Regions from separate parts of the Homo sapiens genome. Here region 2 is linked to region 1. A link is a contact called in ENCODE Hi-C or POLR2A ChIA-PET data. All regions are on one chromosome and are shown on one strand. Each heading gives the region's core, a stretch centred on a gene start or an enhancer-like site at or near the end of the contact. The rest is flanking DNA. Distances are from core to core; before and after follow the strand shown.

Region 1 (7,169 bases), core at 1,254-3,753:
CCTGCTCAATCAAAATCTGCCTTTTAACACAATTCCCAGGTGACCTGTGCCCATTAAAGTTTGAAAATCCCTACTCTGTTCCTCAGGCCCAGGAAGCTTACCCCACATAAAACTATTCTAAATGGCATCTCCTTACAAACCCAAGTAACTACTCTCCCCTCCCCTGCTGCAGGAAAAGCTATCCTAACCTGTACTGGTCTCAGAGCCCTGTACTGAAGTCTCCAGGCCCTGGAGTCCTGAGGGACTCGACTGCCACCTCTTATCAGGTTCAGGGCATCTTGGGCCCAGTTATCCCTGCTCTGCCTTCCTGAGACCCAGACATCCAGTCCCCCCAGTTCCCACTTCCAGAAGGTGGCTGCCTCTGAGGGACTGAGGAAAGGCTGAGTTGCCTTGGAGACGAGGGCGGGTCTAAAGACAAGGAAGGCAGGTCACCCCAGGAGGTAGGAGGAGTGGGGGATACTCCCCCATCCCTTTGTCCTCCTCCAGCTGCTCCCACAATGCACTAGGGCAGGAATGTAAGAGGCAGCTGAGACCCCAGAGCTCTGAAGCAGCAGCTGAGGGGGACGACTGAGTTGTGGGGGGCACTCAGAGGCTAGAACCAGAAGGCATCACGCCTGGTCCCTTAGGGTCCAGCGCCGGGGAGCAGGCTGCCAGAGTCCCAGGAGACTGGCTTGGAATTCCTGGGTGCCGCTCTCCAACCCCACCTCTCTCGGGAACAGCGGGGCTCTTGTTCCCCTAAGTAACCTTCATGCCTATCCCAGATGAGTCATCAGAGCCACACAGAGCCGAGAGGAGCCCGGGGCAGAGATACAAAGGCAGGCAGAGGATACGAGGCAGGCGGAGACAGAGCGAGAGCCACAATGCAAGAGGTAAATAGAGCAGGCTCAGAAACACGGGGCACAGAGCCAAGCAGAGGAACACGGAGAAGCACAGAGACGTCTGGGCTGTCTGTTCTCCAACACCCCCAGTCACCTCATCTCTCTCCACTGGGTCTTCAGTCCACAGTCAGAGACCCAGAGGGCAAGAGAGGACAAGCCCAGAAGACCTTCCCCAATCCCACCCCCTTCCACTCCATTACAACCAAAGACAAACCAGGGGCCAGGCCACCCTGCCTCAAGCCCTTCACGCTCCTCTCCCAACCCCCAAGTCCCACTCAGACAACACCCACACAGCTCTGTACACACACACACGGTGAAACACACAAACTTACTGAACTGGCTGTAAACAGCGAGGCTAAATGTGGCATGCACACACCCACCTCTCAGTGTCCCTGACAACCCTCACAGAGTTTCTGAGACAGAGCAAACACAGAAGCTCATGCATACATCAACCCGTCCACACCTTGGCATTCCTTCAAGTCCAACCCCATCGCTCAGTGAATAGCCACCTTCAGACACCTGTGAACATGAAATGACAGACACCACATGCTCCTGTGACCAAAAGACAGCATGAGACACACACACCCGGGCCCTTGGGCACAGGATCCCCAGAGAACTGGGGCCCAGCCTCTAACACACATGGGTGACCAAGCCAGAGGGACGTCGAGGGGGCAGGGAACAGGTGGGCGCTGGGTGGGAAGAGTGGCAATAAGGACAACAGCCTTTCCCTGCCTTTCCACTCACTCCCCTTTCACCTGTCTCCACCACACCACTCAGTCCTGGACACACCTACAGGCCCTCAGCAACAGCCAGCGAGCTTGGGCGCCTGCCTCTGGCTGCTGGAAGCGCTGGGAAGAAATGTTCAGCCAAGAGCCAGGCATGGGGGGGTGGGACCCTGAAGCTGGCGCTCACCGGCAGTGACATTCTCTCATGCCAGAGCTAATTGACCATCCAGCCGGGAAGAGTGGTGTCACTGGTGGGTTAGAGTGGCAGTCCCTCTTTTTGCTGGACTGTGACCAGACTGACCAACTGGGTGTTGGCTGAGCGGAGGCTTAGCAGTTAGATGCCCGCAGGGACTGGCCAGGTGGAGGGCAGGCGATAGATGAGCTGACTCAGTGGGGCTGCACAGGAGCACCTCCTCCCGGGGCTCAGTTCCTCCGCACTGAGTGAGAGGGGACTTGCCTCAAGGCTGGAGGCTCAAAACTCTTTCTGGGAGGTCACGGGCTTCACCTCCACCCAGTCCCCGCCCCCGGTTTTCAGACGGTATGCCAGAGCATCGGGGAGGCGGGCAGGGAGGCTTAGAAGAGCTGGACGACCAAGCATGGCTCGGGACGTCCTGCCTCCCCCGCCCCTCGCCCTGCAGGCGCCGCCGCGCGCCCCCACCCCAAGAGCCCCAGGCCTCCGCCCGCGGGTTCCGCCGCCGCTCTCCCTACCTCTCATCGCTCTTCCCGGCAGACCCAGGCGTCCGACCCGGGAGCGGGGCCTCTTCGGCGGCGGGGCGAGGGGCGGGGGAGGCGGAGGGAGCCAGGAGCCGGGAGCCGGGAGCGGGAGGCGCCGGCGGGGCTCGGGTGTCGGGAGGCGGCTCCCGAGAGCAGCTGTCGGGGGCCTGTTCCGGGGAGAGGAGCCAGGGCTGGGGCGGCTCGGGCCCAGGCGCCGCCTCCCCCTCGCCTCGGCTCCCTCCCTTCCTCCTCCCGCTCCTCGCTCCCCTCCCTCCCCTCGGCCTTCTCGCCGCGCGTTCGGGCTCGCAGCCCTCCCTTCCCCCTCCCGGACCCAGTAGTCCCAGTGGCTCCCACGCCCGGCGCCGAGCTCCAGGCCCCGCGCCCGCCACGCCCACCCCGCGCGCTAGCGCCCGGCCCGGCCTCCCCCAGGTAACCCGCCCGCCAAGCCCGCCTGGGCGCTCCCAGGCCGCCCAGCCGCCCGCGCCGCTGCCTCCGGCCGGCTCCGCGCCCAGCCCCCTCCACCCACTCGCAGCCCACCCCCGCTTCCCCAAACGAGAACCTCCAAAGCTGGCGCCCCAGGGGGCTGGCTGCAGTCCCGCTCAGGGCCCACGAGGGGAAGACGCCCCTCCTACTTCTGGGATCGGTTCCTGGTGGGAGAGGCAAAGGGGAGCAGCCCCAGGGCACAGAGGAAGAAGCAGGTTCCCACAGGCTCGGCCCAGCCCAGCTGCGGGAGTTAGCCCAGAGAAGGGAGCAGAGCTCAGGTCTCAGGGCTCACCTGTCCAGCCAGGCCCCAGACTGCTCTTCTCCCTCCACCAACCTTTGCTCCTCTCTCGCAGCCTGTGCGCTCCCGCCCCTACGACCCAACCTGGAAGGCCCCAGACCCTGAAGGCGGGCCCACTCTCTTCTCCTTCTCCTCTCAGTTCCTCTCTCTGAAGGGCGTTCTAAGGGACCCGGGGGTCCAGACGCCCAGGCCCTGATTCCCCTGGGCTCCCAACGGAGTGGAGTGGGAGGGGGACTCAGGAGTCCTCAGGGCAAGCCTCCCTCAGGCCCAGCCAGCTCTGGCCGTAGTGGGCCAGAGGGTCTGATCACTGGCCAGAAGAGGCCAAAAATGAGGCCAGGACAAAGTTGAGTGGTCGGGAGGAGGAAGAAGAGGAGCAGGAGAAGGATGGAGGCACACTGAAAATCACACACAGTCAAAAGGAAGGGGACCAAGAGACCCAGGGAAGATGAAACAGTGAGACTGAGTAGGCAAAGCAACTGAGAGAGCTACTGGGCAGAGGATGGAGCGGGACAGAACAGCTTGTGGTGGGAGGTGCTTTTTCCCCACTCAGCACTACCTCAGCCCCTCACCTCTCTCCACACCCCCACACCTGCTCACCACCTAGACAATGTCACGGTCACAGGAAGTTCTCGCTCCACTGCACATCTCCGCCCCAGGAACCTCACAGTAGATAAAAACATACCCTGCTTGCAGTCCCAGACAACAATCCCAAGAAAGAAACACGAAGTCCCAACCAGACAAGTACACAAAAGCACTACCAGGAAGAAGCTGGCCCTTGGGAAAGGCCGAGGCACACATGGGCACTAGTTCAGAAGCCCAAGGACGTTCCAACGGCTGAGGGACCTGCTAACAGACAGCCCCAGGGTCACTCGAAGAGCAGCTTCTTCCCGCCTTCCTGTCCCACCAAGCCCCCAGGGATTCATTCCCCCAGAACACCTACCCCTCCAGAGAACAGCAGCTGGGGAATCTAGGCCCAGGAGACGCTGGACTGGGGGTGGGGCCAGCCTGGGGGTGGGGCCAAGGCTTCCCAAGTCACCTCACCTGGCAGCCCACAGCCCCTCCTTCCAGGAGCTGTGCTCTGGGAAAGCCCCAACAGGCCTGCCAGGCAAGCTACAGCCCGTCATACCCTGGTGGGACATTCCACACCCCAGGCCCACGCTGACCCCAGCTAAGTGGCATGGCAGTGCCAGACAGAGGGGTCCACTGGGGAGAGCAGAAGGAGCTAGAGAGTCCTGAAACCTTTGTCCCCTCTTCTCACTGCCTCAGGAGAAATTCCTAGTGGTGATGCCCACCTCGCCCCAGCTCTAGGCTGGAGGAGTGGGAGGGATGCAAGGCTGGGGCCCAGTGGAGTCAAGTGACAACGGAAAGGGAGCTGGAGCCAGCTGGAATGCGGGACTCGGAGCCGAGATTCCCAGGGGCCTGAGAGGGAAATCCCAGCCATCCTGGGGCCCAGAGAGCAGCACCAAAGACCAAGAGGGCCTGATTACCCATCCGTGGTCCCCAGAGCCCATTCCACATCTCCTGCATCACTCCGAACCCCAGAGGCCCCCTGTGTCCCTGAGAACCCCCAAATGACCCTCTACCATCCCCTCCCATCCTGGGCTTCCCTCCCCTTCAAGCCAGTGGCAGCCTGCTGCCCAGGAAGGAGAGGATGGGAAACAGCTGAAAAAATGTGAGGAGAGGCACGTAGGAGAGGGGAGAAGGCAGCTTCAGGCCTGCAGACCACCTGGCCACAGGAGGGAAGCCCAGCACGACCAGCGAGCGAGAGGACGGACCAGATGGGCCCCCACACATACACTAGCTGCAGTCCCCTTCCGGGAGCTGCAGCTGCCTCTGGAGGAGCAGGCTGGGTCAGCAGCTGGGGAGAGTAAGAAGCGACGGGTGGGGGGCAGGGTGAAGGAGTGTACAAGGCTTTGGGTGTGAGTCAGACCTGATGCCACTGAATAAACTGGAAACTGAGGCCAGGGAGCGAAGGAGGAGATTGAGATGACGTAGCTCTGGGAGAGAGATGAAACAGCTCAGCTGTGGTTGGGGAAGAAAAGGGCAAGGGACCAGAAGAGGGAGAGGAGGCTGATGGTCAGATGGGGACAATGGTGAGAGAATTCCCAGAGAGACGGAGATGGACTGAGGTCAAGGCCAAGGAGACAGGTCTGAGAGAGGAAAAGGAGGATGAAGACAGGGCACACACAGCAAAAGGTGGGAAGCCCCAGGGGCTCAGAGGAGGAGACTGAAGTTTGGGAAGAAAAGGGCTGAACTGGATGAAGGAACTGAAGTGGACTCGGGAAGGAAACAGTGTTGGAAACAAACTCCTAAGAGAGGAAGGCAGGGAACTGAGGAGGCTTGAGAGCTGGGCAGACAGATCAAGGGGACAAGAAGCAAGGACAAGGGAAGAAGGGGCTGGAGTGAAACAGAGAGTGGAGGGAAAGAGGAGGGAGACTGGGGCGCAGAGTGTGAAGCTAAGGGACACGGGGAGATGAGAAGTATAAAAGGCTGAGAAAGGAAGAGGCACCTGCGGGACAGATGGGGACATGAGGACCAAAGAGAGAATCTAACCTGTTTCTGGACAACGGTCCCCCTTTGGGGACACCCTAGTCCCTCAGCCCATTCACCACACCATGGCACCCAACTCTATTCCCTCTCTTTCCCCTCCTCCCTGCCAGGCTCTGGGCCGCTCCCCTCCTCCCAACACACCTCCAGCCTCCAGCCGGGGACCGCCTGGTCCCTGCCCACAAGGGGAGGGCCCAGCTCCAGTGCCCACTCCTGCCCTCCCAGTTCATCTCTGGCTTCCCCCCTCTCACCTCCAGCTCAGGATTCTCTTAGGTCCCAGTCACCCCAGTCTCAGGCCTTTGGGGTCGGGTCTGGGGCTGCCAACGCTGCCTGGCTTTGTCCGAGCGTCCGGGGCCCCGGGCCCAGGAGGAGCAGCTGCCCGGGCCAGCTGCGGCTGGCTTCAATGTGACCATGGCAACCAAGTCCCGCTCCCCTCACCGAGCCTCTAGGCCCCCGCAGAGAGGGACTGAGCAGCCTGGCTGTGGAGAAAGGGAGGGGAGGCTGAGAACTGTGAAACAGAACCAAAGGGAGACCCCAGACAAAGAAACCCCAGACAAAAGGAGATGAAGGGAGGCAGAGGAAACAGAAAGCGGCATTGGGGGTGGTGGCCGGGAGCTCAGGCCCTCCAGAGGGGGAGAATCTAGGAGAGGCGGAGAAAGAGGCAGAAGCAGGGGCTGATTTGCAGGGGAGAAGAGAGATTAGAATTGACTGGCAGAGGTCCTTTAGAGACTCCTTCTGGGCCCCTGAGAATTCACTTCCTTCTCCCAGGATTTTGCACCCTGGAGAGAACCAGAATCCCAGTTTCTTAGTTGGCTGTCTCAAAAATATTATATATGGCGAGAGCTTCCCTCCAATTACACCAATGGCCATAGGAAATATCTGAAAACAAAAGGTGCTCTCAGTTTTCACAAACAACCCCAATTTCAAAGCCTAAACCATCACCTCTTAAATACCAATGGCAATGGTGCCAGTTGCGGTGGCTCATGCCTATAATCCCAGCACTTTGGGAGGCCAAGGAGGGCTGATCGCTTGAGCCCAGAAGTTCGAGACCAGCTTGGGCAACATGGCACAACCCCATCTCTACAAAAAATACCAAAATTAGCTGGATGTGGTGATGCGCACCAGGAGGCTGGGTGGGAGGATCACCTGAGCCCGGGAGGTCAAGGCTGCAGTGTGCCATGATTGCACCACTGCACTCCAGCCTGGGCAACAGAGCAAGACCCTGCCTAAAAAAAAAAAAAAAGGGCATTGTCAGACAATGTTCAGACAATCCTTGGTTTGGAAACTATGATCCCAAAGCCAAAGGTGATGAATTAGGCTTGGAGGGACTGGAGGAGGGAAGAGGAGTAATGAGGCCGCCTCTCACAGCATGCAAGAGGAAGCAGAGTATCAAATGGGAGGGGAGAAAGCAGGGCTCTGCGTCTGAGAGGGAGAGTTAAGGTTCCGACTCAACATCTGGCTTCTCTTGGCTGAGTCTACATCAGTAAGAGGGAGATAATGGTCACTGGCCCAGAGTCTGTTTAG
Region 2 (7,169 bases), core at 3,328-5,827, 70 kb before region 1:
GTCGTCTCCTCTGGAGAACAGGAATTGGACATGAAAAGGGGGAGGGTGCATCCGTGCTAGTTTTTGCAATAAATCTATGGAACTATTGGACTCTTTAAACTATTTACATGGATTGCTCTGGTAAAACTTGCAGAGAAAATACATACACACAGAGAGTAGGAGATAAGGACATGAAGATAGTGTTTGTAGGGGATTGTTTCAAGAGGCTTGGTGATGAAGGGGAGCTGATGGGGGCAAGGCTGAGAAGATGTGGGTGGGGGTCTGTGAAGATGGCTGCCAGCAGAGCAGAGCTTTCCAAAGTGTGTCCCTGGACCACATCAGGAGTGCCTGGGGAACTTGTTAATTTTTTTTTTTTTTTTTTTAATAGAGACAGTGTCTCGCAATGTCGCCCAGGCAGGTCTCTGACTCCTAGCTTTGGGCAATCCTCCCACCTTGTCTTCCAAAAGTGCTGGGATTACAGGCCTGAACCACTGCATCCAGTGGCCATCTCCATTTTATTTATTTATTTTTTATTTTTTTGAGACAGCATCTCATTCTGTCACCCAGGCTGGGGTGCACTGGTGTGATCTCAGCTCACTGCAACCTCTGCCTCCCAGGTTCAAGTGATTCCCCTGCCTCAGCCTCCCAAGTAGCTGAGATTACAGGTGTGCACCACCACACCTGGCTAAGTTTTGTATTTTTAGTAGAGACGGGGTTTCGCTATGTTGTCCAGGCTGGTCTCAAACTCCTGGCGTGATCCGCCCACCTCAGCCTCCCAAAGTGCTGGGATTATACGCATGAGCCACCGTGCCGGGTCTTTAGAAATCTACTTTTTAAAAATACTCTCCTCTGGGTGCTTCCTGTGCACACTGCTTAGGGCTTATTTGGCTGGTGTTGGGAAGGACCCTGTAGAAGGAGAAGGAAAAACTGGAAGGGGAAGAAGCCCATGAAGAAGGCAGGAGGTGTGGGATGGGGGAGCCAGAGCCAAGATGCACGAACACTCCAATGTTAGCAGGGGAGAATGGATGCTGATGAAGGCGGCTTTTTAGACTTGATGGTGGGAAGACGAGGTGGGTCCTGACAGTATTTTGCACACTTGTGCCTCTCTTTTATTATATGCCTTCTTTGTGTGATCTCTGCCTTTCCTAGTGAACTGTGAGCTCCCTGAAGGCAGGGCCTGTTGCTGTTTTGTTCACTGATTTATCTTCAGAACTAGCACAGAGTAGATGCTCAAAAAATGTTTGCCAGATGAACACGTGAATGTCACGTTTGATATGATGTGACATCCAAGTGAAGATATTATTGAAAAAAAATTGAAAATAAAGGACTGGATTTCAGAGCCAAGGTAGACTTAATATGAGTTTGGAAGTTGCCTGTTGCAGTAATAATTTGGGCCTCTTAAAATGAACAAGCTCACAGAGACGCAGGGAGGAGGAAAAGAACAGGATGTGCAAGGCAGGGTCTCCAGGAGAGTGCCTGGGATAAGAGAGCAGAGAGAGGATGCAGGAAACAGACATCAAAGAAGCCACCACAAAGCAGCCTCCTGTTCATTCAGCCTAGGGCTGTTTCTGTTTATTCCAATTCCACAACTGTCTCCTTGCTCCCTTTTTATGGCATTCCATCCTACAGTGGAAGCGAAGGGGCTTTATAAATCTGCCTGACATTGGGTTGTAGTCATTAGGCAGAGAAACTTGAAACATTGAAGGGACCAAGGAGAGAAGTCAGGTGGAGAGAAGTCAGGTGAAATGGCTAGGAAGACAGGAATTTGGATTGTACTTCTCTTCAGGCTAATATCACCCACAGTTCCCGTATCCCTGGGATCCGAAGGATCCCTCCCTGTCTCTATCCGGGGATTATGAAAGCCCTACTGAGGATTTTAATTTAGGCAGTATTTCTGGAAGTGATATTTTCATTTCACTTGGCTTTAGACTTGGAGCCTAGCTCTAATAAATATTTAAAGATGATATTGAAACTAGAATTTTCAAGTTAGATACAAAGCATTTGTTGAGCAGCCGTTAAACCCGGGATTCTAAGGAAATACAACACAGCTATTATTTGTGTTCATGCTTACAGCGGAGCATTGGAAGGGGAAGATGAAGGTGGGTTTGCTGCAAGGTGAAGTTGGGGGTCAAAATCGTGGTTAGTGGGGGTTAAGGTTAGTACTGGCTTTTGCAGAAAGGGGCAAAAAAGAAGTTCATCATCTTTGCTTGCTTTTTGCTTTTGCAAAAGAATGAGAATAAGAAAAGCAAACAGAATGCCTGGGACAGGAACCCTTGTCTCCTTCAGACTTTTTGTGGCCTCAGTGTCTTCTCCGATTGATGGATAATTCACTTACCAGTCTCAAGATTCCAAAGAGAAGCATCACCTGGATGCAGGAGGTGGGAGGTAATTTCCCTCACCTCATCTTGAAATAATCCATGTGGGAAGTTGTTATCTAGAATGCCTGGGTTCTAGAGGGCAGATGGGCTCCAGAGGGGGCCTTGATGCCTGGTGTCTCAATGGGACATGAAGTTGCAGGAAGAATTAAAAGCTTGCCAGGGGCAGGGTTCTGGGAGGAGTAAGATCAGTTGGGGTAGGTTCCAAGACAGTGGTGAGTGGGGACTGGGAATGCTGGATTCCTGGGTTCTGAGGGTTGCTCCCACAATATGTCTGGCTTAATTTCTTTTCTCACTTGACCATAGCTGTGGCATTTATAGTTGCCACCAGGCAGGGGAGGCCGTAACTTCTGGACGCTCCCTCTCCAGGGAGGGGTATCTTAAGGCCATGACAATATGAGGGAAGAAGGAGGGAGCGGGAGAGAACAAGGGAATCACATCTGTGGGAGGAGAGGAGACCCACCCTCCCAGCCAGAGGTCAGCAGAAACCTGTTTTCTCTGGGATGTCTCATTTCTGGGACAGAGGCCTTTGTAGGAGGCAGAGGGGAGAAAAATGAAGGTGACTGTGTCCCAAATCATTGGATCTTCTTACTTTGCCAGCACCTCTCCAGGGACAGCTGGGCACTGTGAGGGGAGGATGCAGAGCCTGTGACTATGAGGCCAGTTAATGTGTCTCCGGGGACAGAGGCTGGCAGAAAAAACCCTGACCTGGGATACTGGCAGTGAGGCCAGAAGAAGACTCTGGACGTTCAAGGAGCTGGAAAGGGAGGCCTGGACTCTGGAAGAAGGGGCTGGACACCCTCGTGCAAATCTCAATTACACCCTGTTCCTTAGGTGGTCCCTGTAACATCCCACCCGTCCAGGTGGGGCTGCCTTGGTGTCAGAGAACCTGGCTCCACTGAGGAACAAAGTGAAATTGAGGCTTGGAGAAAATAAAGCAAGCCTTCTGTTCCATAGGAGCCGTGTGGGTTTGAACAGGGCTCTTCTCTGAGCCTCGGTTTTCTCATCTGTAAAGCAAGCTTTATAAGAACTCTTATAAGGTCTGTAACTTCTTATAAGGCTTGTAAAGCAGGCCTCGTAACTCGCAGGGTGATCGGAGGATCACAGGTGCGATGTACGTGAAAGCACAGCACAAACGGGTGTCAGTTTTATGGCCAATGTCACGGGGGTAGGAGCTACGCCCAGGCCCGTCAGTCCAGGCCCCTCCCTGGGGGCTGGGGGCTGGGAGGAGGGGATTCGGCGCAGTAGGGCTGGGGCGCTGCGGGGGCGGCGGCCTCGAGCCACTAATCTGAGCTGTCCGCAAGAGATCAGAAGCCGCCCGCAAAGCGGAACCTGGAGGAACGAGGGAGGGCCGCAGTCTCGGGGAACCGGAGCCCCCGCTGCGACTCCGCCGGGACAGCAGCTTCCGGCGCCCCGGCAGCCTCCTGCCCTCGGGGCACTCGCTCCCCCCGAGGTGTACTCCCCGAGGGCTGGGGGAGCGCATTCCCTCCCGTCCTACTGATTAAGTAATTATCCCTAATGAGGGCCCAGCCCCGGAGCTTGTTAAAGGATTTCCGCCTAGATTTCAAAGTGATAATTAGCGGGGAATAGAGAGGAAAGTGGGAGGGAGACACCCGCCGCGCCCCAGGGCCCACAGTCCGCCTTTGCCGGGCGAAGAACCTCCCCATCCCCCTTATACACCCTTTGACCTCCAGTGCTGCATTTTGGTGTCTTGATAGGGGAGGGGTCTGTCCGGTTGGATGTTTAGGACTCTAGAGGCAGAGATGTTTTTATTTCGTTTTGTTTTTGAATTGGGGTCCAGGCTGAGTTTAGGGGTTTCTGCATCCCTCCCAGGGCAGAGAGACACTCCTGTCCTGGCAGATGCCACAGGCTGAGTCACCGTCTACCCAGACAACTAAAATCCAGGCATCTTCCTCCTTTTCTCGAGGGCTCTCCAGCCCCTTCCAGAACCCAGGTGTCCCTCTGCCTCCTTTCTCCAGGGGCCTAAGTCTGGGTCCCTCTGGCATCTGGCATGTCTGCTTTCTGAGAGTCAAGCTTCAATCTTGCCTTTAGCAGAGCGGGTCTCTGGTGGGAGATTCAGTAATAAGGGCCTTCCCAGCCCAGCCAGGGCCAGATAGTTCAGTGACATCAGTGTCAGGGTTGGGATTACTGACCATGATAGGTTTCCAGCTTTCAGCAAATGGGGATGCCCAAAGGAGCAGATAGCGAGTGACCTGTGGCCCTGCTGTTTGATTCTGGATGGAGTTACGTTTAGGAGCCTGGCAGCAAACTGGGGCACCTGTTCAATTAGTGATGATGCCATACTCTGGTAAGAGAGCCAAGGCTGCATGGGTGATGGGAGGTTTCTGTTGGGACTGACATGGGCACACAACGGTTTTGGAGCAGGGCTGGTGTCCTAACATAAATAGGGGGCATAGTAGATGCTCACGGAGTTGGGCTTAATGAATTAGGGTGTTGTTTTATTCTATATAGCACCTAACTTGTGACAACTCTTGTTGAATTATTTAATTTTAATTTTCCTGTCTTTGTGTCTCAGGTGAGAACTATGTCTTATACTTCTTTATATCCTCAACAGAGTATATAATAGTTGCTTTAAAATACTTGCTTATTAATTGACAGGTTTTTCTACTCATTTTGTCACCATGCAAATAAACCCAGCCTGGACTGAGGCTGGCTCTTACCTAAACCCAGAAAGGAGCCATTTTTGGAGCAATAGAAATTCAGCCTCCCCTTTCTTGACCCTCCATAGATTGCCAGTCCTGCCCTCCAGCTCCTCTGTCTCCTCCACTTCTGTAAGGTCTCAGCCAGAGCCAGGAACGCCAGTCAGAACTTTCTCCCAATGGATAGTCTAATAACTATGATGCCCTTTATAAACATGTTATACTTTATTATAAAAAAGGTCAATAGACAGAAGGAAACTATCATCATCATTCTCCTTTTCCCCCTCTACCCAATCAGTAATAAGGTGAAATGGCCATAAGAAGAGAGAGAGAAAATCCAGAAAACACACACAGATGAAATGCCTACAAGGAGGAAAACTTGAATCTGGGGTGAAGGTGGGAGGAGAGAGAATGGGGACAGTAGAGAAGATGGGTAACTTTTACGAGATAAAGCTACAGCTGGCTTTTGGTGGAAGAGACAGGAAAATAAATGCTGAGACACCAATCAGGGAAGGTCTGGGGTGGAGATCAGTGGGTGAGACTGCTGGCCAAATAAAAATCCCCTCCTTGCGTGTCCACCCACAACCCAGCAAGCCAAACCAACAGGGCGTCCACTGTAGACATTTAGGAAAACTAAGGGATTTGGGAGGAAGAGGAAGCAACCATGTAGATGAGAGATATTTATGATTTCTTCTGGACTTTTTTTTCTCCAGGGCATGGAGAGAGTGGAGAAGGAAATAAATTCTCTTTTCTTCTTGGATCCGTTTTTTTTGTTTTTTTTTTTCATTAAAAAAATGGGGGTGGGGGCAAGGGTCCTGAGAACTCAGAGATGAGCCTGTTTACACACAAACTCTTAAGTAATAGTGAATGGAAATAACATAATGCTGTCCTGAAACCCAGAGACTCTGCCCTCAGTCCCTCCCTTTCCCCATAAACCCCACTCACAAGTCAGTCTGGGGCATTGCCTATAAGGCTCCTGTCCTTCCTTTAGGACTCAGTGCAGTGTTCTGCATTGGTGCCCCCACAACATGTCCATCAAACACCTTTTCATTCTCAGACCATTACCTTCTACAGAGAATGTCTGCTCGTATTATTCATTCTTTCTTCTTTGTCCCCTAAACTTACACCCTCCTTGCTTATCACCTCATTCCCCAACCAGTTTCAAGAACAGATGAAGGGTTAATACTGGTAACCGTCAGTATTCTCTGCCCTTCCTGTAGTCCCGGAAATAGAAATTGTGAGTCCGGTTCCTCATCCAGGAAAGGGGCAGAGCATGGAAGAGCCAGGGCTGGGCGCCTACTCCAAGATCACCGTGGGGAAGGGATCTGGCCCATGCCAAGATTCTGCTGCTCCATCAGGTAGACCGGGTAGGAATTGGGGCCACCCTCATCCTCTGCATCATTGTACTGGGTGTTCTGGGTTAGTGTGCGGCGTGTCCGCATCATATAGGAGACCTGTGATTGGGATGAGAAAGGAGGAATGAGAACCATCTGCGATTTGTTTTCCACAACACTCACCTCAGGTCTTGATTCTATTCTCAAGATTCCATCCAAACCTTGATGTTTATTCCAGCTCCAGGTCCAATACAATGAGTCCCAGCTCCATCTCCAGTTCCCCACTCTACCATATTCTCCTTGTCTTTACACCTCCTATTCTCATACCCCAGACTCTCCACCCCCCACACTTTCTCTTTCACACCCTTTCATTCTCAGCCACAGCCTTGTCCCCAATTCCAGCTTTTTACCTCCTGTGTATTTATTGTCTTTCTCCTTAGTTTTCACCAAAACTCTCCCTCTATTACTGTTCCTCCCACTTCTGCCATGTCTCTTTTCCTAGACTCATTATTCCCTGTAACTCTGACCCCTAATGTATCCTCAATTCCCTATCCCATAGGTTGATTTCTGTGGGGCACATCTGTCCCTTACCAAGAAGATCAGGCCAAGGAACACCAGGAGGAGAATCACAGCCACCAGGACCACAATAACTATGGCCCATGCAGGGAATGAATCATTCTCTCCCATCTGTCCAGCGTGGATACCTTTCTGTGAGCCATCTTTATTGAGGTATGGATGGCTCTCGTTTCCTGTGGCTTCTGATGTGATAGAACTCAGCTTCGTTCTAGATGTAATGAGGGTGAAAGAACCAGTGGGCACCT

The links. Hi-C counts contacts between places; a loop is a spot of excess contacts on that map. ChIA-PET counts read pairs that join two places held with the same protein, here RNA polymerase II (POLR2A). Pooled maps may share reads with other maps.
Region 2: a pooled map shows a loop between it and region 1 (4-fold over the local background). The contact joins the promoter of HCG21 here to the promoter of DDR1 in region 1. A Hi-C loop is called at or near these places in 2 of 37 single-sample maps with no recorded cell type and 6 of 50 pooled maps. POLR2A ChIA-PET finds 5 or more read pairs at or near these places in 8 of 52 experiments (CD4-positive, alpha-beta T cell, CD4-positive, alpha-beta memory T cell, PC-9 and 5 more).

Annotation. Positions count from the first base shown.
Region 1 is chr6:30,879,853-30,887,021 of GRCh38, reverse strand. It overlaps DDR1 (discoidin domain receptor tyrosine kinase 1), which reads right to left and starts at 2,503. Exons shown (of 18, transcript NM_001297654.2): 1 at 2,312-2,503. RefSeq lists enhancers at 96-602, 1,618-2,125, 2,195-2,968, 5,403-6,331.
Region 2 is chr6:30,952,270-30,959,438 of GRCh38, reverse strand. HCG21 (HLA complex group 21) reads left to right here and starts at 4,577. Exons shown (of 3, transcript NR_138040.1): 1 at 4,577-4,662; 2 at 6,908-7,077. MUCL3 (mucin like 3) reads right to left here. Exons shown (of 3, transcript NM_080870.4): 2 at 6,940-7,169; 3 at 5,218-6,468. The coding sequence ends at 6,322. RefSeq lists an enhancer at 3,047-3,727.